Regions from separate parts of the Homo sapiens genome. Here region 1 is linked to region 2. The links are chromatin loops, found by intact Hi-C in ENCODE. Cell type or tissue: mammary epithelial cell. All regions are shown on one strand. Each heading gives the region's core, and the rest is flanking DNA. Links, peaks and the distances in the headings are about the cores only. Region 1 overlaps LOC105371988 (a long non-coding RNA gene). Region 2 has its middle 190 kb from the start of LINC01254.

What was found. Hi-C counts contacts between places; a loop is a spot of excess contacts. Peaks named below come from ENCODE experiments on the same cell type or tissue, not always from the same donor. Only the 100,000 strongest peaks of a DNase experiment are listed, where the experiment ranks them.
Region 1: a loop joins it to region 2, with 8 times the contacts of the local background. A loop is called at or near these places in 1 of 110 quality-filtered maps.

What each region holds. Positions count from the first base shown.
Region 1 is chr18:10,414,922-10,427,223 of GRCh38, reverse strand. It overlaps LOC105371988 (a long non-coding RNA gene), which reads right to left. Exons shown (of 3, transcript XR_935142.4): 2 at 5,545-5,727; 3 at 1,969-3,104. Among named protein-coding and RNA genes, the nearest start is that of LINC01254, 6.7 kb to the right of the region's middle. In mammary epithelial cell, for the core only: no CTCF peak of the experiment used is centred there; DNase peaks (open chromatin) are centred at 5,093, 6,463 and 7,303; H3K27ac peaks cover 4,472 bases.
Region 2 is chr18:10,223,214-10,235,515 of GRCh38, reverse strand. No RefSeq gene overlaps it. Among named protein-coding and RNA genes, the nearest start is that of LINC01254, 190 kb to the left of the region's middle. In mammary epithelial cell, for the core only: a CTCF peak has its summit at 5,259 (motif pointing left); a DNase peak (open chromatin) is centred at 5,205.

The sequences.
Region 1 (12,302 bases), core at 3,927-8,926, 190 kb before region 2:
AAGTTTGGAAAGGTGAAAATATGACCTCACCTTCCAAAACAGGGGAGAGAAGTTGATGGCAAAACTCTACAGCAGATTACTAATGAGTTAGGTTACGAGTATCTCTTAAAGAAGGGATGTAATGGTTCCACAGTGTGGCATAGATGTGGAAGAATGGGGAGTTTTGAGTGTCCTATTTGGGGAGGTTTCTTGGCATTCTGAAACATCTCAAAAGGAAGTGTATCCTTGCTCTCCAAGCCTTCGGAAGCATCTCTTAAGTTGACCCTGTGTTACATGGCCTCCAAGGCCACAGTAGAAGTAGGGTTTCTGCTGTCTAATTAGCTGTGAAGTCAGACGAACCTGATTTTGAATGCTGGCTGTGTCAGTTATTGGTTGAATTACCAAGGACAAGTTATTTAGTGTGTCTAACCCTCAGGTTCCCCATCTGTAAAAAGGGGGTATTAATAGTTCCTATCTATTAACGTTGTAATGAGAACTGAGCATGAACTCACAGCACTTAGCGTGATGTATAGCACATGGCGTGTCCTAAGCAAGTAGGAGCTGCAAGTGGTGTGCCAGACTGCATTTGCGAAAGCTCTGTGTGGCATTGCCCTATACACGTCTTCAGCTGGAGAGTCCTCATGCTTGAAAAGCAGATCCTGCCAGCTATCTTATAGAGAGAATTCCTGAGTTGACTGAATATTGGACTAGATGATCCACAAAACTCTTCCAGTTCAGAGTCTGTAATTCTTTGGCTTTTATAAGACCACAGTTTCCAGGCAAAGCTGAAATGGTACTGGGCCACAAAGGGACCTCTCCTTTTTCACCCGTTTGGAAAACTTGTGGTGCTGTGACTGCCTCTTGTCTAGTTACCAGGTTTCTACACCAGGGGGTGAATCATTTTTTGGGAAACATCCCTGACATCCCTGATTGAAAAGAGCATCTGGCTACCTCTTATGGAAATGGAGACTGGTTACCCGAATTACCAAAGGTATCACGTACACGAGAAGGATGGGGCAGAGAGGACTGGACACCTGGGTCCCTAAATCATCACATGCAGAGCAAGAACAAGGCAGAGAAAACTGAACACCTGGATCCCAATGTATGACATCCAGGAGAAGGACAGGGCAGAAAGGATGGAATGCGTGGGTCCCAAAAGCATCACATGCAGTTGAAGGACTGGGTCAGAGGGAAAAGCTCCATCCACCCGTGCATCTCTGGAAGTAGGGCCTGATGAAGGCAGCTGCATTTTGGTCTTCCTTACCTCTGTGGCTTCCTTCCCCACCTCACCTTCTATTCTCTTCTGAGTAACCCAGCATGTTGTATAATGATAAATGTTCATAAGGCTGCCCCTAGGACATAGCATTAGCCATTGCTGCCTTCCTTTGTGTATTTGTGCAGCCAACATTTTTTATTCATTCATCCAACATTTTTTGTTCATCCAAAAAATGTTGGATGAATGAATGTACAAATGAAAGCAGCAAAGGATAATGATTATATCCATCAGCTCCCCGCTGTAGTCATAGTAAAGGGAAATGTTCAGAGATAGATGACTGCGGACTACAGTGGTCGTCATGAGCAAAGATGCCCCAAATGGTGTCTGCCAGCAGGTTTGAAGCAATGAATATTTGGGGTCTCAATGCACAGGGGCCAGTGGGGGCTGCAGGCATGGGGCCAGCAGGTACCAGGAAGGTTTTCTGTTGCAGTTTCCTCACCTGGAAAATCCAATTGCCTGCATTGCCATGTTCCTAATTGGGGAAGAAATTGTGTCTAATAAGAGATATTCAATCCTTTAGTTTTGAGAAACTAAGGACTTCCCAGGGTTTGAGAGAAGGGGGAGATGGCATCATCAGGAATGCTTGCACTGCAAGGGAGCATGTGGCTGTGGCTCTTATTTATTTATTTATTTATTTTACCACACATGTTTATAAATGTAGATTTTTAGACAGAACAACCATTTCAGCATTTTAAGCCAGTGCTTGCTAGGTCTCTGCTTAGAAAGAATACTTTGCCCTCAAACCCATTTTCAACCCCAATTCCAAAAACAACAGAGATGAGAGAAATTTTGGATTTAATGATTCTTAAGTGCCTGAACTTGACATTGCAACATGCTTGAGAACATCGTAGCTCAGTGTCAGGAATTCTGCAAGAGGTCACAACTAAGGAAGGAAAAAATCAAAAGCAGCAGCATGAAGTGAGCTGAATATGAAAATCCTGCCAATCTATATTTGTCCAAAGACATAAAACTGAAACAAATCAGTAAATTTGCTTGGTAATGAAATGCATGCTGCTTCTAAAGCTTGCTGTCTTCTCTGGGACATTTATGAATTCTGAACTTGTATGTTCATTTGTGGGTTTACCACTCAAAAGCATGTCGCTTCTGGCCCGTGTGGCTCTTCCTGTGGTTCCACATGCATTTCCTAATCTGGCCATCCATGGAGATCAGAGAGAGGGCTTGAGTTTTCCTGCCTCCCTCCCTCCCTCCGGCACCCTCCGCCCCACTGCGTCATCTCTGAGCCTCTGCACTGAGAATGTTTTATCTAAAACTGAGCTTCAATTTGAAGTCTGCCTAAAATCTGACCTTCACATTCACCTCCTTCTGGAAGCAAAAGACGTAAATTCAGCATTTTTATTTCACTGCATATGGTAACTTTCTTATGCACTGCTTTTTAGAAGAGCAAAAATAAAACATTAGGGGCATGACTAGTGTCACCAACTTCTTCTCTCTCTCTCCTCCAGGAAATATTTATTAGAGATTGACTGTATGTTGGGCACTGAGCTGGCACAATAGGCATAATTTGAAGGAGGACACCAAGGAGGATTTAAAACAATATCAGGTGACCATCCTCCTCACCAGGGCAGGTTTTAGGGTTTGCGGGGCTGTGGGCAACTAATTTTTGTAAGGCTCCTGTCTACACAATTTGATTGTAAAATATGTTACAAAATTCATGGGTCCACGTGGGGTATAGTGATTTATCAATGGGGATTTGCGATAGTGGGTGGAGAAGAGGAACCGCTGTATTTTTCTATCATCCAGCCAGTGCACGTGATGTTTGTGGTGTCCAGGCATCATCTCTTCTTTTTCTTTATTGTCAAAGGCAGCATTCCTGGTCAAGGTCATATCTCTAGGAAGAAAAGGTAGCAAAGCTGTCATCACTCACTGCCATGGGTCTCAGGGACCTGTTTGTACTGAAACAATGTAGACCTGGGACCGTTCATGCACCACTGGTCACATCACCTGTGAGGCTGCAGTGTCACGACCAGGCATGGCTTCTGCTGACTCTCAAAGTGGTTTATGTGCTTTGCTGACATGGACCACCAATGCCAGGATTACCCAGATGATTCAGGAAAATGCAAATGAAGATTTATTTTCTGGTCATGTGGTATTTTGAGTTATGTAGCATGAATGTGGAATAACCCATCATCCACGGCGTCATCCCTTGACTTCTTTTTTTTTTTTTGAGATGGAGTCTCCCTCTGTCGCCCAGGCTGGAGTGCAATGGCGCGATCTCGGCTCACTGCAACCTCCACCTCCTGGGTTCAAGTGATTTTCCTGCCTCGGCCTCCTGAGTAGCTGGGATTACAGGTGTGCGCCACCATGCCCAGCTAATTTTTATTTTTAGTAGAGACAGTGTTTCACCATGTTGGTCAGGCTGGTCTCGAACTCCTAACCTCGTGATCCACCCACCTCAGCCTCCCAAAGTGCTTACAGGCATTGGGCCCTGGGATTACAGGCATGAGCCACTGCACCCAGCCATCCCTTAACTTCTTTAGGCTGACATCATGGCATGCCTATAATGAATGGGGTCTCTTTCCCCATGGACAACATCTGCCTTCCACGCCGCACCAGCAGGAGGCCAGGTGAGAGGGCTGCAGCAGAACAAGGACAGGGAGCCCATCCATACAAGATGGGCTGTCCTTGCTAGTGATGGCTTCAGAATGACCCAACAGAGCAGTGTGGCCACATTGATGGGAAGTTTCATCAGGAGAAATGGATTTGACCACCTCCAAAACATAGCAAGACACATGTGCAGAGTCTGTGGAGGGCGGCTGGTCAGTGGGTGCTGTGCACCATGAGGGACACATGTTGGCACCTACAGCACCATCCGGTGCTATGAGCTAGAGGGCGTCACAGCCAGAACACAGAGGGGAGGAGCCCATGTGTGGAATTGCACACAGGCTGAGACTCAAGGACCATGGTCACCTTAACCAGGCTGTCAGCACCACTCTGATGGCCAGATCCCAAACGATCTCCGGTGGCAGTGAGTGGGAGTGACGGCCATGCTGGGCTGCCCCCTGGAGCCAGAGCCCACCCACGACCCACATGACTCCACAGGCACAGGTCCCTCAGCTGCTCTGGGCACCTGCAAGGAGTGGGTCAGTGCATGGGGCCAAAGCACAGGCCCCTTCAAGTGGGGAGCCCTGCAGGGGACCCTTGCTGGGCCAAAGGGCCTTGCTGCCCCTCACTTCCCAATATGTCAGGAGAAAAGATTGGGTGAGGCCCCGGGGTCATTAGAGGGATGTGTTGAGGGAAGCTGGCCAGGGACTGTGAGACGGAAGCCCAGCACCTAGACACTGAGGGCTGCCTGCACTGGGAGCCTCAAGCCACATGGGAAGCCAGACTGCAGGCTCTGGAAGCTGGTGGGACCAAACTCTCAAGATGCTCCCTAACCTGCACATACACTTGACGGCAGAGAAGGGGTGTTGTTAATTCCCCATGTTTCGGTGTAAGGATGAGAACGAAATGTAACTACCTTTATGCTTATCATTCTGAGGAAGACACAATATGTGGATTAATTCAAGGAACAGTTTTTAAAAGCAAAGTAACTTTTAGGTAATAAAATTGACTTGTTTTGAAAGATTCTTTTCCAAAACCATAAGGAAAATAAGCCAACAATAGGAGGTTACAAAGGTTGGTATTCAGGCAACCTAATTCAATTGCTAGATCTTGCCTCTGTGGATGAAGGAAAGGCTGTGAGTGTAGACCAGAAAGCCTGGGCCAAGTCCTGAATCACTCACTGGGTGATCTTGAAAAAAGTCACCTACATTGTTTGATTTCGGTTTCCCCACCTTAAAATAAGAATAATATTAACACATCTCACAATGAGCTGTTTTTAAGATCCAATGAGATAATGTACAAAAAGTGCAGTGTAAAATGCCAAATGCCAGATGGATATTAGTTCATTCTTACTTAACCACAAAGAAGGTTTCCTCCTTGGCTCTCAGATGCCTCAGCGCAGCTGCAGAGTTCTTGGGCATTCTGCCACTGCCTTCTTTCTGGCCACATCCCCCCAACCACTCACGATGGGGTCCCTGAGGATGTCCACGTGCAAATCCCTGACACTCGTGATGAGGTTAGGCTACATGACAGAAGGGAACTAAGGTTGCAGATGGAATTAAAGTTGCTAGTCCACTGACTTTAATTAGGGGGACGATCCAGGATTTTCAGATGGGCCCAAGGTAATGACAAGAGTGGAGGAAGGGGACAGAAAAGTCAGACAGAGAAGGGGGGATGTGACAGCAGGAACAAGGGCAGAGTGAGCCACGTGAAAGGACTCCATTCACCATCTGTCGCTGGCTTTGAAGATGGAGGAAGGAGCCACCAGCCAAGGAATGTGGCAGCCTCTCGAAGTGGGAAAAGAGCAAGGATACCGATTCTCTCCCAGAGCCTCCAGGAAAGGACACAGCCTGTTGACACCTTGATTGTAGCTCAGTGAGACCCATTTTTTGGACTTCTGATCTCCAGACCTGTAAGATAATAAATTTGTATTGTTTTAAATCACGAAATTGGTGGTGGCCATTCTGATAGCCTGGGAATTGGTGGTAATCTGTGAGAGCTGCAATAGACAACAAATAGTGCAATATCTGCTATCAAACTAGCTATAGCAAACAGATGGCTTATTACAGTGGCAATAGGTGAGAAATACAGCACCTCATTTCCCAAGCACCCTGCAGGCTTTCCCAATCCTGTGGGATTGGGACTGAAACTAACTCTGCAAAGATTATGACAGTTAGATAAATCCAACATAGTTGACTCCATCTGTGACAGTAAGATAAATTCGATGTAGTTGACTCCATCATGCTTCTAACCTCCAAGCTATTGTTAGTCACTCCTGGGTGTAGGCCAAGCTAACTTTGGGAGGAATTTAGTTTAGAGTTTAAGCTTCAAGAAATGATGATAATACCCCTTCTCAACACCAAACTGCCTTTGTAAAACTAACGAAAGGCCACAAGCTTAGGATTATGACAGGGACCTAAATTCTGCTAAGAGGTAGGCGTAAACAATAACCAGCTATTGTTGAGGAGGTCACAAGGTTTGTGACTTCTCCAATTACTCCTGTAGATAACATCACTATCGTAGATACTATGATTGGCCTTTTGAGATGTTTTTTGAGACTTTTGCATTTCTGATGATTGGCTGACTCCACCTGGACCAACAACTCATGACTCAACTGTTCCTGTGGCTCCTACCAGAGATTGACTCAGCCCACAAGGACTGTTTTCCACACCCCTATGATTTCATCCCCAACCAATCAACATTCCCCATTCCCTGCCTTGCCAAACTTTCCTTGAAAAACCCTAACCTCCAAGCCTTCAGAGAGACTGGATTTGAGTGAAAACTAGGCCTTCCACATGCCTAGCCTGGCAGCAATTAACTTTCTTCACTGCAATACCGTAGTCTCAGTGAACTGGTTTTGTCTGTGCAGCAGGCAAGAAGAACCCATTAGGCAATTATGCAGCTCTCGACTTCTAACCCTTTTTAGACCATGAGAATCCTACTTACCCTTTAATCCCTGGTCGGATGTCTCCTCCTTCACAAAGCCCTCCCCAGCTTCCCTTTGGCTAGGTACAATGACACCTTCCTATAACTTTCTGCAGTGCTTGGCTCATTTCAGTATATTTCTGTTTCAGATTACAGTTTAATATTTGCAAGTGTGTCTTCTCTGACAGACCGTAAGCTGTATAAGTTAAGGGATGGCCTTTTAGTTATTTCTGTACCCCTCACAGTGCCTAATTCAGAGCTTTGAACTGAGAAACAAAACTGAAATCCTAAGCCCTCCAACAAACTGAATAGACCCCCACTTGGCCAAGAGGACCCCAGAGAACCCCTAAAAACTGAGTTCTGGCCATGATAGGATGGGAACTCAGACATGTTTCACTATCCCCCCTCGTTTGCTGGCCCCATTAGCTTTTCTTCACTGGGGGCTGAACAGAAACCAGCCCTTTGGAAAGACTACTCCACACCTGATATCAACCAACTGCATGACAGTGCCCATCCCTTTTGCAGTTTCAAAACAACTGACCAGCATTCCTTCCTGATAAGACTACCACTGACCACAGTGTGGTTTTGGCCAGTCTACAGAGGATCCACAGAGAGGGTTTTTTTTTTTCTTTTCCTTTGCTTCACCTTTTGACATCAGAGGGCTAAAGTCTCCACCCTCATGTCATGCTAATGCCACTGTTTTTGGACCTGGGTCCCCATGGAAAGGCATGAAGCTCAGTTGTGCGTGTGCATGTTTCTCCTCCCATAAATATCCACAACTCCTCCTAGAGATTGTTAAATATGTATACTTGGCCACACCATTCCGTATACATTCTTGCACCCTTTGCCCCTCCCTCTGAGTATCTGTTTCTGGCTTCTGGCTAGAGGCTACGATTCCCAGCCTATCAGACTGGCCACCAGCACACTGCCCTTTATGAGAAATGAAGTTCTCCTTTCCAGATGTATGAGCCTAATCATTCTTCAGTTGACAAAATCTTGCAACCTCTGTGTGCCGAAGTAACATAAAGTAAATTAAAAGGATATTTTTCACAACAAGCTACTATCTTAATCAAGGTCCTCCAGAGAAACAGAGCCAATGGTGTCTATAAAATGAGGAATTGGCTCCTATGACTATGGAGGCTGAGAAGTCCCATAATCTGTTGTATATAAGCAGGAGGCCGAGGAAACCCAGTGGTAATTCAACAGGAGCCAAAGGCTGGAGACCCAGGAGAGCTGATGGTGTAAATAACAGTTGAGGGCTGGAAAGATGAGACATTTCAGCTCCAGAAGTGAGGCAAGAAGGAAAAGGGACAGGTTCTTCCTTCCTCTGCCTTCAGGCTGTCAAGGGATTGAATGAGGCCCACACACATTGGGGAGGGCCATCTGCTTCAGATGCTAATCCCCTGGAAACACCCTTACAGAAGTCACAGTTAATCTGGGTACCCCACACTGCAGTCCAGGTGACACAAAACACAGTTACCCAGAGGGGCCTCAGCAAGGCAGACAGGCTTGTGACCCAGGAAGAGGTTAGGAGGCTTCTCTTCTCCAGCCCTGATCCTGCCTTCTTTGCCATCAAGGACCTTTCTGGGGCACCCAGGGTCTCTTTTTGCCACATCATTTACTGTCTTTCAGCCTTCTTTTCCCAACCTCCCAGACTGCTTCCTCACTATCATTTTTTTCCAGAATATATTGTTCATGGCCATTATTATTATCTTAGAGTGAAATTAAATCATATGTTACCTCTCTCATTGTGTTTACATTTCAGACTTTATGTGTACTTCTGGAATGAAAAGCTCTTCACTCGTTAAAAGCATTTAGGACTTTCATTGCACATTACAAAAAAGCACTGGGTTGGGACTTAGAAAACCTACAAAAGGTGGACACTATGTAGAACACTTTTAGGATTTCTTCCATCCTGAGATTCTGCAATTTTTTTTTTTTTTTTTTGAGACAGAGTCTCGCTCTGTCTTCCAGGCTGGAATGCAGTGGCCCGATCTTGGCTCACTGCAAGCTCTGCCTCCCAGGTTCACGCCATTCTCCTGCCTCAGCCTCCCGAGTAGCTGGGACTACAGGCACCCGCCACCACGCCCAGTTAATTTTTTATGTTTTTAGTAGAGACGGGGTTTCACCGTGTTAGCCAGGATGGTCTCGATTTCCCGACCTCGTGATCCGCCTGCCTCGGCCTCCCAAAGTGCTAGGATTACAGGCGTGAGCCACCACACCTGGCCAAGATTCTGCAAATTTTAAAACCTGTGGAAAAAGAGTTTGAAAGAATAAGTCAGGGTAAATTTGCCAGGGATAATAGAGCTGCAGTTTTTCCATAAACTCTGTTTTCCCTGTAACTGTGTAAAAAAAAAGGTAATCTTACAGGGACATGTGATATGGTCCTGTAGTCAGTGCCAGGCACAGGAGCAACCTCTGTCAAGTAGTGTAGAGGGAAAATAGCAATGGGATATGGGGCATAGCTGGTCTGGGGCTAAGCACATTTTGTTCAGGCCAGGCCTAACCTAGAAAAATGCTCTTTGAGATGCAAGAGGTGGCACAGCCAACAACCAAGAAACAGCTCCTGACCTCTTGGTCTGTGTGGTATGCTGTGCTGGGGGGGGACTTGGGTTACTTCTTGTGGACACACTATTAGCTGGAACCTATTCAGTGGAGCTGCTTACACAGAAATTTTCCAGCACACAGCTGCACATAACTAGAGCCCTGTTTTCTCAACCAAGACTCACAGTAGGAATTGCAATTTACATCATAACTCAGTACTCAAAAGGCTGGCCTTGGATGTATTCTCATGGCTCAAGGATTTTCTCCAAGTTCTTCTCCTTGCCATTCTTCTGTCCAGTTGCCTCAAACCTAAATTTCCCCCTTGTGCCTGTCTTCTTTAGTCTTCTTTAGTCTCTTTAGTCCCACCTCTTCTTTGGGAGGACTGCATAGTTTTTAACTTTGGTTTCTACATAAGATGTTTTCTCTTGCTGGGTTCCCTTGTCTCCAAGCATCATAGCCCAGGGGCAACTCCTTACCCAGCTACTACACCCAGTCTTGGCATGCAGACTCCACCCACCCCAGCTCAGGTGCAGCGCCCCAGGTCCTTGCTGTGTGGGAGGAAGAATCAGACAGGGAGTGACATGGCTCATGGCTGAAGATCTGGGAATCCAGTACACGCTCTGAGTCAGCAGGGAGGTAGCAAGCAGGCTTTACCACCCAGAGCACGATGGCTCATTTTTTGGGGCCTTTGGGATGGAGGGCACAGTAGCCAAGGATAAAGGTATAAAGGCACCTTGGAATGACCAGGGGAACTGACCACCTCCATTGCCTGAACCAAACTTATTCTACTTGTCGGTTTGGGACTTTCCTGTTGCCTGTCTGTCATGGTTCACTTTTCCTCTGAGAGTGTTTCAGTTCCAAGCTGCTTGTAATTTTTAATTTACTGTTCATATACTTGTGTGCGAAGTTGACACGGATGTAGATGTAGCTCGTATATAGCTGAAAACACACTGAATAAATCAGTGGCAACATCTGCTCCCCTGGGGGCCTAGGTGCTCCTTCTCAACCCACCCACCACGAGGATACATGGGCAGCCTGGGATATCTTGTTTCTTCCCTTCAACGGATGTTCATAAAAGGAAAAAATATCACACATATTCGTCCAAATTCCTTCTCTGAATATGTAAAAGAAGCTTGTCCAACCCGCAGACCATGGGCTACATGAGGCCCAGGAGGGCTTTGAATTTAGCCCAACACAAATTCGTAAACTTTCTTAAAACATTAAAACATGAGATTCTTTTGGAATTTTTTTTTTTAGCTCATCAGCTATCATTAGAGTTAGTGTATTTTATGTGTGGCCCAAGACAATTCATCTTCCAATGTGGCCCAGGGAAGCCAAAAGATTGGATGCCCCTGGTGTAAGACAGCCCCCTTTGAATTCTAGGCATCCCCTGTATTAAGAACTAATGAGTATATTAATTCCAGTGTGTATCTAGCCATCTAACTTTGACCTTGGATTTCTCTTTGGGGGTAACCTTTTCATGAAATGCCTTTCCTCGGTGTTTAAGACCTTAAATCTCCCCACAATGAGCAGGTGGTTGTCTTTGAGAACTATGTGAGAAAACACAGCATTTTGCCATGTAATTAGGCCTCTGGGGCACAAGGCTCTTTACAGTTATAACACACTGCCCGGCTGAGGCTGTGTCTGTCAGGAGTGCCGCTCCTCTGCGTGGTCTTCGGGTCAGTGTGTAGACTGATCGCGTTTTGGTGAGGAAAGGACATCTTATATGCTGTATCGGCAATTACACCCTGTCTATGAATTGCTCATTGCTGAACATGATTTGAATTTCAAAGGATGCAAAAGAGGACACTGGAGCTCATGAAATTCTCCCTTTTCATCTCCCCCCACCGCCACCAAGGTAATAAAAAATTCAGTGTCAAGCTAAGCAGCTGAAGCAATTGTTGAGACGGGAACTGCAAATCACAAGTCAGGCTCTGTCTCGATTCTGATTATATTTCTCATGATAGTTTAAGATCTGAAACCTACTTTTTCCTTAGTTATCAATATACAGAAGCAAAGTAACTTTTGGGTCCCCAAATCTGCACAGTAACATAGGGAATGGGATATATTTCTGTTGGGGAAGCATTCTTTATTTTTAAATGTCAAAGGAATTGGGTATTCAGCAGGACACCTAAGGAATAGAATGCTGGGTGTTAAGATCCGAAGGCAAAAACACTGTCCTTATGATTGTGCCTTCAGAACATATTTTCCACTTCTCGGTTAAATAGACATTTACGTCATACGCCTGCATTTGAAAGCTAAGTTCCTGTGTGGGGCCAGGAGAGCACCAACATGCAGATTTCACATTCCTACAAGTTTGCAAATAAATAATTGTGCCTGTGTTGAGAGTGTCAGGTGCAGTGAAGTCTGGGGAGAAGGGGCCATAGTGTTCTATATATTCATTCATTCTTCAAAAAAGAGTGATTGTGTTCATGCCCCCAGTACAGTCCTATACACGAAGGATACAACAGAGGCCTGCTTTCCTGGGAGAGACAAGAACAGATGAATACAGAAAAGAGCGTGCAGTGTCAGTGCAAGGCGAGGACTGAGAACCGGGCGATGCGGCTGCACAGCTGGGTCAGTGTGGATGATCGGGAAGGGGCTGTCTGATGGGCTGGCCCCTATGCTGAGATTTTTCTTTCTTTTTATTTTCATTTAAGATGGAGTCTTGCTCTGTCACCCAGGCTAGAGTGCAGTGGCATGATCTTGGCTCACTGCAACCTCCGCCTCCCAGGTTCAAATGATTCTCCTGCCTCAGCTTCCCAAGTAACTGGGATTACAGACGCCTGCCACCATGCCCAGCTAATTTCTACATTTTCAGTAGAGATGGGATTTCACCGTGTTAGCCAGGCTGGTCTCGGACTCCTGACCTCAAGAGATCCACCTGCCTCATCCTCCCAAAGTGCTGGGATTACAGGTGTGAGCCACTGTGCCCGGCCCTGAGATTTGAAAAGCAAAGAGAGCAGCTACACGATGATCAGGGAAGATGAGTTGGATGCCAAAAATCCCTTGCCCT
Region 2 (12,302 bases), core at 3,257-8,256:
GAGGCAGGAGGGGGTGAAATTTACCCCTGTTTTTCTCATTAACTCCTTATGAGGGTTTAGAGATTTGTCACTAATCTTAGGGAAATATAGATACATTTCGTTTGGTCCAAGACAATACATTTCTGAGTTTACACATTGAGAAGAGGAGTCTTGGTTTGTCTGTGGATGATTAAGCTCTGTGTTAAGACCAGCCCCCGAGTGCCCCACACCTCCCAAAGTTCATGGCAGTGTCCTCAGGTCTCTGGAATGCCAGCAGGCCTTAGCAAGCAGCAGTCTGATGAGTGAAGTGTAAAGGAGTCAGAAACATACGGATTGCATTTCCCTGAGAAAATAGATCACTTGAAAAACGAAGGGGCAAAGTGCTTGGGAAAATGCATTATGGATTTTGTCGAGGCCAAAAAGGATGTAAACTACTTCAGATATTCTCTAAATGCCACATGTGAGCAGGCATTTCAAGCAACACACTCTGTGTGGGAGTGTATATAGGATTGTGCAAGACTTGGGAACTTCACCAAGACCATGTCCATTTGTGCATCCTCGAAGGCCCTCTAAGTGGTTTTGCAAACAGTCAAAAAGAATATACACTGACAAGACAAGTGCTATTATCAAAGGGGGAAACTGGAATTTCACTCATTGTCCTTTGTAAGAAAGATGCCCTGCCCTTTTTTCTAATGTTCTGAGTTGAAAAATATCAAATGGAACAATCAATGCAAAGGTTTTCTATAGACTTGTGGCTAATTTTTTAAGATGTTTAAAATTGTGTGGCTGCAAACACATCCTGCTTTAACCAGGACACATTTTAGCAATCTTCCTAAAGATTGTTGTCAAAATGGATGAAAGAAGAGCCCCAAAACATACTCTTCACAGCTAGCTTGCCCAGAGACGAGGAGATGGCAAAACCCAGCCCAGTGACCCCCAGTTTCCCCCAAGGTTGCATGCCACCTCCCAGCCAGGACTCCCAGAAGCAAGGAAGGCTTCCTCTCAACCTACCAGGCTGGTCCTGACCCAGGCCCTCATGACGTTCTGGGCAGTGAATCACCCACAGCATCATACTCAGGCCTTGGCAGAGCCTACAGGGTGAGGAACCTGGGAGAGCAAAGCAGACGGGAAGGTGAAGCACAAGCACCCTCAGCCCACCTGTCCCAGCCAGGTCTTCCCAACCCACCGGGTCAGGCTTACCTATTCCTATTGCTTGTTCACCCAGGAAGCCCCATCTCCCTCTGCGCTCTCTCTCTCTACATTTCTCTATCTCTTTCTCTAACTCCCTGTCTCTCTATCTCTATGTCTCTATCTCTTTTCTATCTTTATCTATGTCTCTGTCTCTTTCTCTTTATGTCTTCCTGTCTCTCTATATCCTTATTTCTAGCTCTCTCTCTACCTCTCTCTACTCCTCCTTCTCTCTACTCCTCTCTCTATCTCTCTCTCCTGCCATGCAGTGTGGCCTGAGTCAGGATGGGCGTGGATCTGTTCTAGGACTCAGTATGAGGACTCTTCAGCACCTGCTTTGTGGGTAACATAGGTGGCCTTTCATCCTCCGTCAGCTGACTGTCACGTCTCACTCTTCCACTGGATCAAAAATTGGGTAGGAACAAGGGGTAACAATTCATGAGATTCCCTCGAAGGCCCTGGAGTCTTCATCTTTGAAAATCTCAACTCCACACCCCAAAGCCTCCCGAAAAGGCCTCCACTGAGGTTTGCAGCCAATCCTGACTTCTCAAGTCCCTGGTCTTCCCATTCCTTTAGATCACTGATAATCCAGTTCTCCTTCTCCCGCCAGCATGTGTGAAGATGTCGCCTCCCCACACAGTTGAAACTGGGCCTTGGTCATGCATGTCTGCTAGAAGGCGAGCAGAGCAATGCATCTCCTGCAGCACAGCACACCGCTGGCCCCTGCAGCGTGGACGATGTACTGGTGGGAGGGTGGCATGCAGGTGGCACAGAGCAGGAACCACACACTCTTTCTTTAAAGTGCCAGACACTGAAGGTTTTGGGCTTTAGGGTCATTTGGTCTCTGTCACAACCAACCAACTCTGCCATTGCAATGTGAAGGCAGCCACTGATAATGCATGAACAAAGGAGCATCAGTTCCAATAAAACTATATTTACAAAAGCAGGCCATGAGGCAGATGGCCCCTGGGCCGATTCCTGACATAGGTGGTGTCTGCTCTAGAGTCACCCAGGCCACCGTGAAATTTCCATACATTAGAAAGAAACCCTCACGGCTTTCAGGCACTGAAATCAGGGGGCTGTTTGTTATCACAGCATAACCCAGCCTGTCCTGACTTACACAAATTCCTCTTTTGTCTCACTTAACCCTAAATTTCTGCATTTCAACTCTGGTGTCATTTGTTTACAATTCACACATCTTTATTTGTTACCTGTTTCTTCTCCATCCTCTCTTGCTCTCCTGAGATCCATTTTTTTTATTTATTATAGACATGGGTCTGTATTTATGGTTAACATAAATAAATTGCATTTATTTCCAGCCAAGATCAGATAACATAATTTGAAGAAGGTAATATTAAACACAGATATAACAGAAATACTTTATGTACAACATGGTGACTATAGTTAATAATGATGCATTGTATTATTTTAAACATTGCTAAGAGACTAGAGTTTAAGTGTTCTCACCACAACAAAAGGATGTCAGGCAATGCTATGTCAATCAGCTCAATTTAGCCATTCCACAATGTATACCTATTTCAAAGCAACATGTTACAGACAGTAAACATATGTAATCTTTATCTGTCAACTAAAATAAATAAATAAGAGGCATAAGAACAAAAAATACTTTAAGTCCAATAGTCTGAAATGCTTTAAGTCTAGAGTAAAGGATAGACAATGAATGTGTATTTATTCATCTTAGGTATTAGAAGGAAAGGGGTGTTTACGACTCCTTAATAAGTCTGAAGTACAAGCCCATGGAAGAGAAGGGTGGACAGACTTCTGGAAGAATTGGAAAGAAATACCAAACTATCTGTAGCCTTAAATCTTGAGTTTCTCAATTTGTAAAAAAAGAAACAGGAGGAGAGAAAATACGGTGTCTCAGAAGTTATTTCGATAGTCAGATCTTCCTCTTGAAAACCATACAGCTCAGAAACAAGCAAGAGGTTTCAGGGAAGAAAAAAAATCCCACTCCTTTTCAGTGCAATAACCTTAAATTCCCAGCAGGACACAAACCACATGTTGGTGTTGTGAATAAAATCTGAAAAGCATCTGAGGGTAAGTGTTTAATTATACTTGGCGTGGCTACACCTTTTTACTCTCAAGACAGGAAATCCCTGGACTGTTAAGTAGGTTCAACCCCTCAGCAGAACAAATGAGAACCTTTCTGGCTGCCCTTCCAGGATGGTTACAGCCAACTTCATTTCTAGGGCAGGAGTAGCACAAGGATCCCAAACATCTAATTACAGGGTTCCCTGCAGTCCCAGGCCAAGTGAGCACCCCAGAAAGTCCTCAACGGCACCAAAGAATTAAACCTATTTCAGGCCAAGCTCCACATCTGCCTCGGAGTGTTTAAAGCACCTTGGTGACTGAGATTGCCTGCCCCAGGTTTCCTTCCAGATGTTCTGAAATTCTTATCTGGGTAACACTGTGGTCTCTGCATGAGAGGCAGGGGGCAGTGATTATAGGTCCAGGCCCAGGCAGATTATGAAGTAGCTACAACATCGTGTCTCAAATTCTTTTTAACACACGCTTCCTATATGTGACTCGAAATCTCATTTCCTCCTTCAAAGTGTATCAAATATCAAAACAAATGTTATGAATAAAAACCCACTCATGCAATGATAAAGTTCCAATTTGAGTTTTTGGCCACTATCTCACTATTCCGTTCTTGAGAATCACTGAGCTAGAATTTCTGGTTCCATTCTTATTGACGGTTTTCACTTCATACATCTGTTTTCCAAATCAACCTGCATTAGTCCATTCTCACACTGCTATAAAGAACTACCTGAGACTGGGTAATTTATGAAGAAAAGAGGTTTAGTTGATTCACAGATCAGCAGGCTTAACAGGAAGCATGACAAGGAGGCCTCAGGAAACTTGCAATCATGATGGAAGGCAAAGGGGAAGCAAGCACGTCTTACTATGGAGAAGCAGGAGAGAGAGAGAGCCAAGGGGGAAGTGCCACGCAATTTTAAACCATCAGATCTTATGAGAACTCACTCACTATCATGAGAACAGCGAGGGGAAAATCTGCACCCATGATCCAATCACCTTCCACCAGGCCCCACCTCAATTTGATATGAGATTTGGGTGGGGACACAAATCCAAACCATATCACTACCCATCTATATTATATCCATTTATTCATGCAACAAACACGTATCAAGTGCCCACTATCTACTAAGCTGGGTACTAGGTGTTAGGGAGATAAAGAGAAATAAATCATGACCCTTGCTCTAGAAGAATATAAAGAGACAATTTTAATGTACTATAGAAAATTCTATGTTGAAGTCATGTGCAGGATGAGAGTCAGGAGAGTCACATGTATCCCAAAGGTGGTGGAGTGGGGTGGGTGTCACCCAAAAGAACAAAAGTCCATCCCTCTCTCTACCTCCTATGCAAACCTGCTCACCAACCCCTCATTCAAATAAAAGTAAAAATTAAAAAGTTTCACAAAAGCATTGAATATTATTTATCTCCATTGTTTAATCCAGTTTACTGAATTTACAATAGAGAAAGTTGAGGTTTGAAAAGATCGGTAACATGCCCACAATCACATGGCTGCTTAGCAGTAAAACAGGGATAAAAGAAAGTATGATGGGCTGGGCATGGTGGCTCATACATGTGGTCCCAGCACTTTGAGAGGCTGAGGTGGGCGGATCACTAGGTCAGGAGATCAAGACCATCCTGGCCAAGATGGTGAAACTCTCTCTCTACTAAAAATACAAAAATTAGCTGGGTGTGGTGGCACGTGCCTGTAATCCCAGCTACTCAGGAGGCTGAGGCAGGAGAATTGCTTGAACCCAGGAGGCAGAGATTGCAGTGAGCCAAGATCGCGCCACTGCACTCCAGCCTGGCGACAGAGTGAAACTCTGTCTAAGAAAAAAAAGAGTATATGCTGAATAACTGCTTTCCCCATTCCAGTTATCCATTCTGCATAACAAACCACCACTTATTTTGCTCATAAATCTGTGATCTGGGCTGGGCCTGGCAGGAACAGCTCATCTCTAATCTATGTGGCACCAGCTGGGATGACTCACAGGAACTGGTGGTCATGTCCCAGACAGCTCCCTCTCATGGCCAGTAAGACTGTGCTTGCTGTTGGCTAGGAAGCTCAGCTGCGGATTTGGGCTGCATGCCTGGGCTCCTCCCCATTTAGGCTGCTCCACAGAGCTTCTTGGGCTTCCTCAAAGCATGGCAGCTGAGATCCACATTCAGATTCACGAGACAGGAAACAGAAGCTGAAAGTTTCTTAAGGCCGGGTCTCAGAACCAGGCACAGCATCGCTTCTGCTGTATTCTGTATATCAACGCAGCACAATGATTCAAGGGGTAGGAACACAGGCCTCACCTCTCAGTGGGTGGAATGGTGCAGATTCTTTTTTCAATTCACTGCATCTTCCCAAGCAATTTTGCATTCTGATGGACCTCAAAGATTTAGTTCAAAGAAACAGAAATGAAGTGCAAGAATAATGGCCTTTTGCATCTGTGCTCTGTGTGCTGTGGGCTGCTGTACTCCTTTGAGGGGTTTTTAGGCAGCAGCCCACTGAGGAAAGCAGAAGTGGAGGGGGAGAAAGAGATGGGCCATTTCCAGTCAATGAAGTCACCCATACACCCCTCAGAGCCGTGGTGCCCACACGTTGCTGCAAATTAGAATAACCTGGGGCCCTTCATGAATATGCAGAAACCCAGAGCCACCCCACATCTGTGAATGCGCCATTCCCAGAGGTGCTCAGGAAACTCTTTTTAAGAAAGCCCCCAGAGGATTGTGAAGCTGCTCTGCAGCCAGCACCTGTCTGCAAATGCAGACTTTGGAACCTGCTCTCAAGATTGCTGGCACTGAGCTGAATATTTTTACAGACATTTAAAAAAAGAAAATTGAGTTCCAGCCCTCTCCCCTCCCCCAGTTATGAATTCCACTGTGGTTGTGGGTAGTAGTCATAAGATACAGAACTCACAGAAATGTATGGCTATTCCTTGTCCAAGAGCTCTGTGATGGGAAATACTGAGATAACTGAGGCACAGTGAGAGCCCAACAGAGACCGGTGCAGATTTGGGTTCCAGGTCCTCTGTACTCTGAGCATCCACCTCCTCACTGACCAGGATCTGAGGCCTGCACGGTGGCTCACACCTGTAATCCCAGCACATTGGGAAGCTGAGGCAAGAGGATCACTTGACAGCAGGAGTTCAAGACCAGCCTGGACAACCCAGCAAGACCCCGTCTCTACAAAAAATACAAAAATTAGCTGGTTGTCGTGGTAAGCCCCTGTGGTCCCAGCTAACTGGGGGGCTGAGGTGGGATGATCACTTAAGCCCAGGAGTTTGAGGCTGCAGTGAGCCATGATCTCATTACTGCACTCCAGCCTGGGCAACAGAGCAAGACCCTATCTAGGAAGGCAGGCAGGCAGGAAAGAAAGAGTGTCTGACCATCACCTGTCCCTCAACAGTGATAGCTATCATTACACTATCCTCAAGTGACATGAATTTTTGCCTCTACTTCCCCTGATTTACAACTGCAGTACCCTCAGCACTTTGCTTCCTTGCCCACGTGGGCAAGGAAGAGCTCTATCTCCACCTGAGAAGGTGGAGCAGGCAAGTGCATTTAACCAGGTGAGCTCTATCCCTGTGTTTCCACCTGAGAAGGTGGAGCAGGCAAGTGCATTTAACCAGGCTGAGAACAGCTGGTCCCTAAGCAGATCAGAGATAGGATAAGCTGCACTGGTCAGACTCTGCTTTCAGGGATCTGAGGCCAGGAGAATGCACAACAGAGTGGTTAGCAGGGCAGGAGGGGACACTGCAGGCAGCCTCCATGGACCCAGGCAAGGGGAGGCTCTGGCTGAGGGCTCTTCAGCTTTTGCCAAGGGTCAACACCTTACACAGATGATCATTAAGACAGCTGGGCCCCAGGCCAAGAATTTATAAATGAAGACATGGAAGCAACATAATATTCCAAAAATAGACCATATGTTGATTACATTTCAAATAGAGGGAAAGAGGAATTATTCAATAACAAATCCTGGGATAACGGGAGAGCCATTTGAAGAAGAAGAAAAAATAACCCCAGTCCCTACACCCAAATAAAGTATAGATCAAAGTTTTTTTTTTTAATTTTTTAATTTTTTTTTTTAATTTTTTTGAGATAGAGTCTTGCTCTGTCACCCAGGCTGGAGTGCAGTGGCACCATCTTGGCTCACTGCAACCTCCGCTTCCTGAGTTCAAGCGATTCTCCTGCCTCAGCCTCCCGAGTAGCTGGGATTATAGGCATGTGCTACCACGCATAGCTAATTTTTGTATTTTTAGTAGAGATGAGGTTTTACCATGTTGGCCAGGCTGTTCTGAAACTCCTGACCTCAGGTGATCCACCTGCCTCAGCCTCCCAAAGTGCTAGGATTACAGGTGTGAGCCACTGCATCAGGCCAAGATCAAAGTTTTAAATGTAAAATAAAACCAAACAATGAAGAAAAATGTAGATTTTAAAGTAATTTTGGATTCTGGAAGCCCTTTGTAAGCATAACACAAGGCCTAGAGGCCATGGAGAGAAACAGTGATAAATAATTTGTATAAAAATGCAAAACATCTGCATAACAAATGATGATAGTGGTGACACTGACTTTAATGCCGAAAACAAAGTCAGAAGAAACTCGACAGGCTGGGAAAATATTTGCAACACCTATGTCGAGGCACTGACTTCCAATATACTTACGCAAATCTATATTTTGTAAATATATAGAAAATGTTTGAAGGACATAAACAAATATTAATATTAGAAATTTTTGCTACCTCTGAAAGAGACCAAGAATGAGGTTGAATTTAGTGTTTTTCTGTTTTAAATTACTGTCTTTCTGGACTAACCGCTGATTTTCTGTCACCTCTGTAATTAAAAAACAATAACAAGTGGTTCCCTAAAAGCCTTTAGCTGCTGGAGTAAAGCTGCTGCAACGGTAACTTTCTAGGCTCCTGGTAGCTAGGTGGGGACAGCAGTTTGAAGCAGGGACCTCTTTCCCACACTCCTGAAATCACAACTTGTAGGCAATCATATCTTTCCAGCATCGAAGAAAAAATACTTTGAAAGACTTCATGTAAGAATTTCATTCAAATATATTGAATGAAAAAACAGCTGGCACAACCTAGAGAAAGATGAGTATTCCAAGTTTTTCATTCTTTCAGAATTACTCTTTCTTTTTAAAACCATCTGAAGTAGCTCAGGCCCCATATGCAGGACCACAGCAGGTCCCACGCTTCTCTGAGTGTGTGAGAAGAAGCACCCTGGTCCCATGGCTGTCCCCATTCCTGTTCCTTATTGCCCCAGGACTGTCCCCACCCCCATTCTGGCCTTGTCTCAGATGTCACCCTCTCCCCAGCTGCTCCATAGCCTGGCCACAGTCTCCTCTCTGGCGTACAGGGTGCAGGTTACCTGTGATCACCTGTGACTGTGTGCCTTCCCTCACCTCTGCTGGTGATCAAAATCACCCTTGGAACTTTGGAAGATGGAGACCCACTCTCTGGGAGAAAAAAAGAGGTTAAAGGCCTTTTTTATTATTTATAAACTTTATTTGGGTGTGATTGATGTACAACCAACTGCACATCTTTAAAGATTATAATTTGATTAATATATACATATGTATATATACACACATATACATACATACCTATACACACACACATATACACCCATGAAAGTATCACCACAATCAAATACTTTTTTTTTAATAAAAACCCCCTGAGAGTTTCCTTGTGCCCCTTTGTAATCCATCTCTCCCTGTATTCTCTGTTCTCTGGTCATCTCTGACATGCTTTCTGTCACTATAGATTAGTATGCATTTACTAGAAATTTACAAAAATGTAACTATCCTTTTATGCCAGGTCCTTTGTAGTGCCTGGCTTCTCTCTCTGAGCATAATTATTTTGAAATCCATTCATGTTGTTGAATAAACCAATCATTCATTCTTTCTTATTGCTGAGCAGCATTTGATTGTATGAGCAGACAACAATGTGTTTATCTATTCACCCACTGGTGTTGTTCAAGAAATAAAAAAATCTGGACAGAAAAAGATCTCTCCATACCAATAGAAGAGGGAAAAAAGACATTTTATCATTGAGTAAGTATTACCATATTTACATGTATGGGAGGCAGCCTGAAAATGACTACAAAGCTTGGGGGGGCAGGGGGCGGGGGGGCTTGGGGGAGGGGAGGAAATCTGGCACTTTTTCTGGAGCAAGTGAGAAGAAAGAACAATAAGTTCTCTTGTCGTCAAGACTAAATGACCACTCCGCACACAGTATCCTGTACATTTCCTGCAAGAAAGCCTTGAGCTAATTCGCAAGATTCATTTATTTGACTGGACCTGAGGAGCCGCCTCACATTAAAACACTGGTGCTGTGGATAGACCCCCAAATCTGGCCATAAACTGGCCCCAAAACTGGCCAATAACAAAATCTCTGCAGCACTGTGACATGTTCGTGATGGCCATGATGTCCACACTGAAGATTGTGGGTTTACTGGAATGAGGGCAAGGAACATCTGGCCCACCCAGGGCCGAAAATGGTTTAAAGGTGTTCCTAAGCCACAAACAATAGCATGAGGAATCTGTGCCTTAAGGACATGCTCCTGCTGCAGATAACTAGCCAGAGCCCATCCCTTTGTTTCTTGTAAGGAATACTTTTAGTAAATCTATAATCTAGAGAAACAATGCTTATCACTGTCTTGCTGTTAATAAATATGTGGGTAAATATCTGTTCAGGACTCTCAGCTCTGAAGGCTGTGAGACCCCTGATTTCCCACTGCACACCCTATATTTCTGTGTGTGTGTTTTTAATTCCTCTAGACCGCTGGGTTAAGGTCTCCATGACCGAGCTGGTCTCAGCAAGTGGCACCCAACATGGGGGCTCGAACCTGGATTGAAGGGTCAATGCAGCGACGGTTGGAGAACGTGGAGCTAAGCTGGAGGACACCTGAGTACTCTTAAGCAATCTGCATGGTGAGTAAGAAGGAGAGCTTGGGAGCATCAGGGTAACAGTGACACAAGTGTGGGCTCCAGTTCATTCCACCTTGAAACCTTTTTACACTAATGATGAAGAGGAAGGAAAGTATAATGAAGTAACAGAAGAGGTGACAGAGCAGGTTTGTTTGCCAGCTAAAGCTAAAGCGGCAAAGGAGGAAAAGGTTCATCCCTACCCTTCTGCATCCCCTCCTTATTTTGAAGAAAAAGAGTGGCCTGACCCTCCAGATCTTTCTTTTCCGGAGGACACTGGGCAAAAAGTAGTTGCCCCAGTGACTGTTCGAGCAGCACCTTGAGCAATTGCTCTCAGTTCTATTCAAGCAGGAATCCAGCAAGCTAGAAGAGAGGGTGTTTTAGAGGCTTGGCAGTTCCCTGTTAGAATACATGCCCCCAGATCAACAGGGAAATATTACAGCTATGTTTGAGCCTTTTCCTTTTAAATTACTCAGAGAATTTAAACAAGCTATTAATCAATATGGACCAGGTTTTCCTTTTGTAATGGGACCATTAAAGAATGTTGCTATCTCCAGTCAGATGTTGCCAGTGGGGACGATAGGATTACTTCTAGGTAGATCTAGTTTAAATTTAAAAGGAATGCAAGTACAAACAGGAGTCATTGATTCAGATTACAATGGGGAAATTCAAATTGTTACATCTACTTCTGTTCCCTGGAAAGCAGAGTCAGGAGAGCGCATAGCACAGCTCCTGATTGTGCTGTATGTGGAAATGGGGAAAAGTGAAACTAAACGAACAGAAGGATTTGGAAGCACAAATAAACAAGGTAAAGCAGCTTATTGGGTGAATCAGATTCCTGATAAACATCCTACCTGTGAAATAACTATTCAAGAAAGAAATTTAAAGGTTTGGTAGATACAGGAGTGGACATTTCAATCATTTCTCTACAGCACTGGCCATCCATGTGGCCAATTCAACCCGCTCAATTTAACATAGTTGGAGTTGGTAAAGCCCCTGAAGTATACCAAAGTAGTTATATTTTGCATTGTGAAGGGCCCAATGGACTGTCTGGGATTATTCAACCAATTGTAACTTCTGTACCTATAAATTTACCAGGGAGACATTTATTACAACAATGGGGAGCACAAGTTCTAATTCCAGAACAATTATATAGCCCTCAAAGTCAACATATGATGCATGAAATGGGGTATGTCCCTGGTATGGGACTAGGAAAAAATTTGCAAAGTTTGAAGGAACCACTTCAAGTGGAAAGACAAAGTTCCTGCCAAGGTTTAGGATACCATTTTTGATGTCGGCCATTGTTAAGCCTCCAGAACCTATACCTTTAAAATGGTTAACAGATAAGCCAATTTGGATTGAACAATGGCCGCTAAGTAAAGAGAACCTAGAGGCTTTAGAGGACTTAGTTACTGAACAATTAGAAAAAGGACACATAGCTCCAACATTTTCCCCTTGGAATTCCCCAGTTTTTGTAATTAAGAAAAAAAACAGGTAAATGGAGAATGTTAACTGACTTAAGAGCCATTAATTCAGTTATACAACCTCTGGGGACATTGCAGCCAGGACTGCCTTCTCCTGCTATGTTTCCAAAAAATTGGGCTTTAATAGTCATATATTTAAAAGACTGTTTCTTTACCATCCCCTTAGCTGAGCAAGACTGTGAACAGTTTGCATTTACAATTCCTGCAGTAAACAACCAGCAGCTTGCTAAACGTTTTCATTGGAAAGTGTTGCCACAAGGCATGTTAAACAGTCCAACAATTTGCCAGACTTATGTAGGTAGGACAAACAATTGAACCTACTTGTAAAAAATTTTCACAGTGTTACATTATTCATTATATGGATGATATACTTTGTGCTGCCCCCACTCAAGAAATATTACTCCAGTGTTATGATCACTTGCAAAACTCGATTTCTCGTGCTGGTTTAATTACAGCTCCTGAAAAAATTCAGACTACTACTCCTTACTCCTATTTGGGGACCTTAGTAAATGACACTACCATTGTGCCACAGAAAGTAACCATATGTAGGGATCAACTGAAAACATTAAATGACTTTCAAAAATTACTAGGGGACATTAATTGGATATGACCTGCCCTAGGCATTCCTACCTATGCCATGAGTAATCTATTTTCCATCCTCAGAGGAGATCCTAGTT